2 separate regions of the Homo sapiens genome follow, and region 1 is linked to region 2. Evidence: read pairs that join two places in POLR2A ChIA-PET (ENCODE). Cell type or tissue: A673. All regions are shown on one strand. Each heading gives the region's core, and the rest is flanking DNA. Links, peaks and the distances in the headings are about the cores only. Region 1 has its middle 76 kb from the start of ATP6AP2. Region 2 has its middle 5.6 kb from the start of LINC03099.

The links. ChIA-PET counts read pairs that join two places held together with the same protein. Peaks named below come from ENCODE experiments on the same cell type or tissue, not always from the same donor. Only the 100,000 strongest peaks of a DNase experiment are listed, where the experiment ranks them.
Region 1: POLR2A ChIA-PET joins it to region 2 with 10 read pairs; 2 of 35 experiments call an interaction of 5 or more read pairs at or near these places.

Annotation. Positions count from the first base shown.
Region 1 is chrX:40,503,555-40,506,464 of GRCh38, forward strand. No RefSeq gene overlaps it. Among named protein-coding and RNA genes, the nearest start is that of ATP6AP2, 76 kb to the right of the region's middle. In A673, for the core only: no CTCF peak of the experiment used is centred there; a DNase peak (open chromatin) is centred at 1,457; H3K27ac peaks cover 559 bases.
Region 2 is chrX:40,255,881-40,258,790 of GRCh38, forward strand. No RefSeq gene overlaps it. Among named protein-coding and RNA genes, the nearest start is that of LINC03099, 5.6 kb to the right of the region's middle. In A673, for the core only: no CTCF peak of the experiment used is centred there; no DNase peak of the experiment used is centred there.

The DNA of each region.
Region 1 (2,910 bases), core at 113-2,612, 250 kb after region 2:
GGAGCCTGGCACAGTGTCTCATGCCTGTAATCCCAGAGACTCAGGAGTCTGAGGCAGGAGGATTGCTTGAGGCCAGGAGTTTGAGACCAGCCTGGGCAACACAGTGATGAGACTTCATCTCTCTTTTATTTATTTATTTATTTTTTGAGATGGAGTCTCACTCTGTCACCCAGGCTTGAGTGCAATTGTGCGATCTTGGCTCACGGCAACCTCCACCTCCCAGCTTCAAGAGATTCTCCTGCCTCAGCCTCCTGAGTAGCTGGGATTACAGGTGCACACCACCACGCCTGGCTAATTTTTGCATTTTTAGTAGAGACGTGGTTTTGCCATGTTGGCCAGGTTGGTCTCAACTCCCAACCTCAGGTGATCCACCCGCCTTGGCCTCCCAAAGTACTGGGATTACAGGTGTGAGCTACCGAACCCAGCCCAATTTCATCTCTTAAAAAATACAAAAATTAGCTGGGGGTAGTGGTGCACAGCTGTAGTCCCAACTACTCGGGAGGCTGACGCAGGAGGATCACTTGAGCCTGGGAAGTTGAGGCTGTAGTGAGCTGTGATGGCACCACTGCACTCCAGCCTGGGTGACAGAGCGAGACCTTGTCTCAAAAAAAAAAAAAAAAAAAAAAGTTACCCATAATGTCTTTGGTGCCTCCCTTCAGAACCTCCCAGAAGTCTCTCCACCTCTTCCCTTGAAACTAAGTACTACAAGTCTTGGTTTAAAAAGGTTGGTGTCAGGGGTGGAGGAACATTAAAAGGAATATGTGCAGAAATTTCTGAAATTTATCCAAAAAACAGATTTACTGGCCATACCCACTTCCCACTTCATCCTGACATCAGGTTGAACCAAACCAAGAAAACTAATAAGATAAACAATGTTGCGCACGTGTGTGTGTGTGTGTGTGTGTGTGTGACACAGTTGTGGGAGTTTTTTCCCCCTTGCTTGAAATTAGCATTATTCTAGATCAGGTTGTTATCCCATAATCTTTTATTTATTTTTGACATGTTCCTTGTTTCTCACACACAGTTTTGTTAGTGCTGAGAAATACAATAATGAGGAAAAGAAGGTAGGCTGCTCGAAGGGGGCCTATGCTACATAAATATTTTAAGTTTCAAACAAACTTGAGTTCTGCACACGCGGCTCTCTTTAATCTCATGCTTTTACACTGTGGAGCAGTAAATCTGCGCAGCTCTGAGCTGGCCACCAGCATGGCCCAGAAACATCATTCCCTCCCCTCCTGCGTCGTCTGGGTACAGATTTTCAGTGGTGGTTGGGGAACCACGGTGCAGAAGCTGCTGTCCAAGCAGCTTGTAGAGCCCCAGTGGCCACAGTTTAGTGTTTATGGGTTCAGGGTAGACTGAACAGCCAGCTGTCTGCAGCAGGAAAGTCCCTTGGCCAAAAAATATATCCCCTACTGGTCTGTGGTAAATGCCTGAAATTCCACCATTAGCAATGCATTCCTTTGGTTATGCCCCACCATTTGAGCCACAATTTTAAAGTGAAAATGCTCCTCAGGGGACTAACACATGGAGACCCTGACACTTTCAATGAATAAGTGTTTCAGATCGGTTTCTGAGAGAGGAGGTGAGCCCTTGGCTGCCTCCCTGGTAGGAGTGTGGCTGCAGGCAGGGGGGAAGGAGTAGAGAAAGGAAGGGGTGGGGGCCTGGAGGGCTGTGGGCAAACTTGGGCAGCTGAGCCATTATGACGCCTTTAAAACAAGGCCTCAATTCTCTGACACTCCTTCCAATTGGAGGTGGGGTCTATATCCTCTCCCTTGAATCTGGGTGGGCTTGTGACTGCTTCAACTAATAGAGGATGGCCAAAGTGCCTCAATGTAACCTCCAAGGCTGAATCATAAACGCCAATGCAGCTTCCTCCTGGTTGGCTGGAGCCCCAGGTCATGGTGTGAGAATTCCAGCTACTCTGAGAACTATATGCTGGAAAGATCACTCTGGTAGACGACACTAGATTAGCCTAGCCTGCCAGCCATCCCTGCCTAGGTTCTAGATATGTAAGTGAAGCCTCCAGAACAAGCCATTCACTAGCTGAATACCACCGAGAGACCTCCCTCAATGCCTTTCGAAGCAGAAGAGTTGTGTAGTCAAACCTTGCTCGAATTCTTGACCTAAAAAATTGTAAAATATAATGAAATTATTGTTCTTTTTAGCCACCTGGGATTAGAGTAGTTTGATATGCAGAAATAGTAACTGGATCAGCCATAGCACCCAGAACTGGCTTGATAGAATCAGCTTCCCAGACAACTGATATAGATGCTTCTGGGAACTGGGGGTGGGGGACCACAAGTCCCTGGGAGTAATCAAGCCCACACTTGGGGCTTGCACCTTCTGGCCCACAATGGGCCATTTATCGGCTACCCCATAGAACTCTCTGGACATCCAGGGTTGGGAGTGGAAGATCTGGGAGAATCCTACTAGTCTTCTTTTCCAGACAAGGGCACTGAGCTCTTGAAATGCAGGGCAATTTGCAGCCCACAGCCGCAGGACCAGGCATCCAGCTCTTGAGTCCTAGAGGGGAGGTGCAAGGTTTTGTGCAAAAAGCTTGGTGTGGACTCAGAAACCAGAAAGACCTGGGCTCAAGAGGGGGCTTCTTCTGCTCTTGGCTTTGCTGGTTTTGATGAAGAGACTCAGTTTCCTCATCTGTGAAACAGGAACAACAGGGTTAATGTGAGGGTTCCATGAGATGGCATACAGGACAGCTCTGGAACACACAGAGCCACCTTCGTCCCCATACCCTCCCTCCCATTCTGTGGCCCTTTCCACCTCACCTCACCTCACCACACAGGACTCCAGCCAGGAAGCATCATCTTCCTGGGCTCCTTCTCACACCCTTCCTTACTTCCTGGACTTTGGTGGGGAGGCAGGATGACAATGCTTCTCTGGAACATCAAGAAT
Region 2 (2,910 bases), core at 129-2,628:
GGGTGGGAAGGTGGAAACCTGTGTGCCAAATCTTCTGATTTTTCAGGAGATGCCGTATATACGGGTTTTTACAGGAAAATTTCCAATTTTTTTTTTTTGAGATGGAGTCTCGCTCTGACAACCAGGCTGGATTGCAGTGGTGTGATCTCGGCTCACTGCAACCTCTGCCTCCCGGTTCAAGCAATTCCCCTGCCTCAGTCTCCGGAGTAGCTGGGATTACCGGCACCCGCCATAACGCCTGGCTAATTTTGTATTTTTAGTAGAGATGGGTTTTCACCATGTTGGCCAGGCTGGTCTCAAACTCCTGACCTCAGGCGATCTGCCTGTCTTGGCCTCCCAGAGTGCTGGGGTTACAGGCGTAAGCCGCCATGCCCAGCCAAAAATTCCAATTTAAAAACCCTGGCAACTCGTTCAAAAATTTGTAAGCACTATAAAAGACACCACCTGTTTGGGCTGGGTTGCATTTGCAGGACAGCAGTTTGCAACCTCTGGTTGATGATGTATTTTTGTTGCACAGGAGTTTTTTGTTTGTTTTGTTTTTTTAAAGAGTGTTCTTGCTATATTGTCCAGGCTGGTCTCGAACTCCTGGCCTCAAGTGATCCTCCCACCTCAGCCTCCCAATGTCTTGTGATTACAGGCATGAGTCACCACACTTGGTTGCAAAGTTTTGTGTTGTCACATCTGTCCATCTTTTCCTTTATGACTTTGGAGCCCTGTGTTATTCTTTTTCTCTTTCTACCATTCTTTTTTTTTTTTTTTTTTTTTGAGATAGAGTCTTGCTCTTTTGCCCAGACTGTAGTGCAATGGCACAATCTTGGCTCACTGCAACCTCTGCCTCCCGGGTTCAAGCAATTCTCCTGCCTCAGCCTCCTGAGTAGCTGGGACTAGGAGTGCATGCCACCACGCCCGGCTAATTTTTTGTATTTTTAGTAGAGACGGGTTTCACCATGTTGGTCAGACTGGTTTTGAACTCTTGACTTCAAGTAATCGGCCGGCCTTGGTCTCCCAAAGTGCTAGGATTACAGGCGTGAGCCACTACGCCTGGCCCTTTCTACCATTTTAGCATTAAAAAAAAAAACAAAACTCTTTAAATCCTTCTATTTTAAGGATACATACAGAAGCTTTCATGCTTTTTATTCATGTGTCCTTAATGAGAAATAAAAGAAAGTGCATACATTACTGGGCTTGGAGGGTAGGGCAAGTCCTGACCTTGGGGACTTGGGTGGCTAGGCCTTGGTATGGCTGAAACACCAGTATTAGAACTCTCATCAGCTCCCCATTTTCTTTTCCTTTTTTTTTTTTTCTTTTTTGAGACAGGATCTCCCTCTGTCACCCAGGCTGATCATAGCTCACTGCAACCTGGCACTCCTGGGTTCAAATGATCCTCCCACCTCAGCCTCCTGAGTAGCTGGGACTATAGTAGCTGGGACTATAGGCATGCATCACCATACCCAGTTAATTTTTTTTTTAAGTTTTTTTTTTTTGTAGAGATGGAGGATCTTTCTTTGTTGCCTAGGCTGGTCTCAAACTCCTGGCCTCTAGTGATCCTCCCATCTCAGCCTCCCGAAATAATGGGATTACAGGCATGAGCCACCTTGCCCGGCCTCCATTTTATTTATTTATTTTCTTTCTTTTTTTTTTGAGACAGGGTCTCACACTGTTGTCCAGGCTGGAGTACAGTGGCACGATCTCGGCTCACTGCAATTTCTGCCTCCCAGACTCAAGTGATTCTCCCGCCGAAGCCTCTGAAGTAGCTGGGGCTACAGGCACATGCCACCATGCCTGGCTAGTGTTTTTGTATTTTTTTTTCTTTCTTTCTTTCTTTTTTTTTTTTTTTGAGATGGAGTCTCGCTCTGTCACCCAGGCTGGAGTGCAATGGTGCAATCTCAGCTCACTGCAACTTTTGCCTCTTGGGTTCAAGCAATTCTCCTGCTTCAGCCTCCCGAGTAGCTGGGATTACAGGCGCCCACCACCACACCCGGCTAATTTTTTGTATTTTTAGTAGAGACGGAGTTTCACCATTCACCAGGCTAGTCTTGAACTCCTGACCTCAAGTGATCCGCCTGCCTTGGCCTCCCAAAGTGCCGGGATTTCAGGTGTGAGCCACTGCACCCGGCCTGTATTTTTTTTTTTTAAGTAGAGACACGGTTTCACCATATTGCCCAGGGTGATCTCAAACTCCTGAGTTCAAGCAATCCACCCATCTCAGCCTCTCAAAGTGTTGGGATTACAGGCGTGAGCTACCATGCCTGATCTTCCATTTTCTTATTTAAGGCCAAAGACCCCTGACATGGTGACATTTCAGGGGGAAATAATAAAGCTTCTCATTCCACGATGAAACCAGAGGCCCTGGGACACTTAAATTCATACTAAAGCGTAAATGACTTACCTCAAACTCTTTCTTGGGAGTACATGTGTGAGTTAGAGCAGGGAGAGAGCAACTGGGCACTGTAAGCCTGAAAGTGCAGGAGGGCAGAGGAGTTCAACTTGAGCCCCACTCCTCTGCCTGGGGGAACTTCCCCATTCCCAATTATGCGAGGCCCTCCCTGCAACACTTGGCTTCCACTCTGGATTGGTGCTGGCATAGCTCCAAGCAGAGTGGATGGGAAGCAAAACAAACACCCCCAACCATCTGGGGCTGTTTTATGGCCTTTGGTGGCATCATCTGGGCATTTGTCACCCATCATAATGCACAGCTTGCTTTGGCCAAAGCAGCCCATCCTAGAAATTCCTCCAAGGGTTATTCGGCTGTGTAGAAGGTAGGATCTGATGAGGGGCAAGACAGGAGATCACTGGCTGGGGATGGGGCAGGGCTCATTCCTTTTTCTGGCACAGGATGAGAGAGGTACTGGGCTCACCCAAGAGAGTTGGTGCTGATGGGCATGCATTTATTCCTAATGATTATAATTG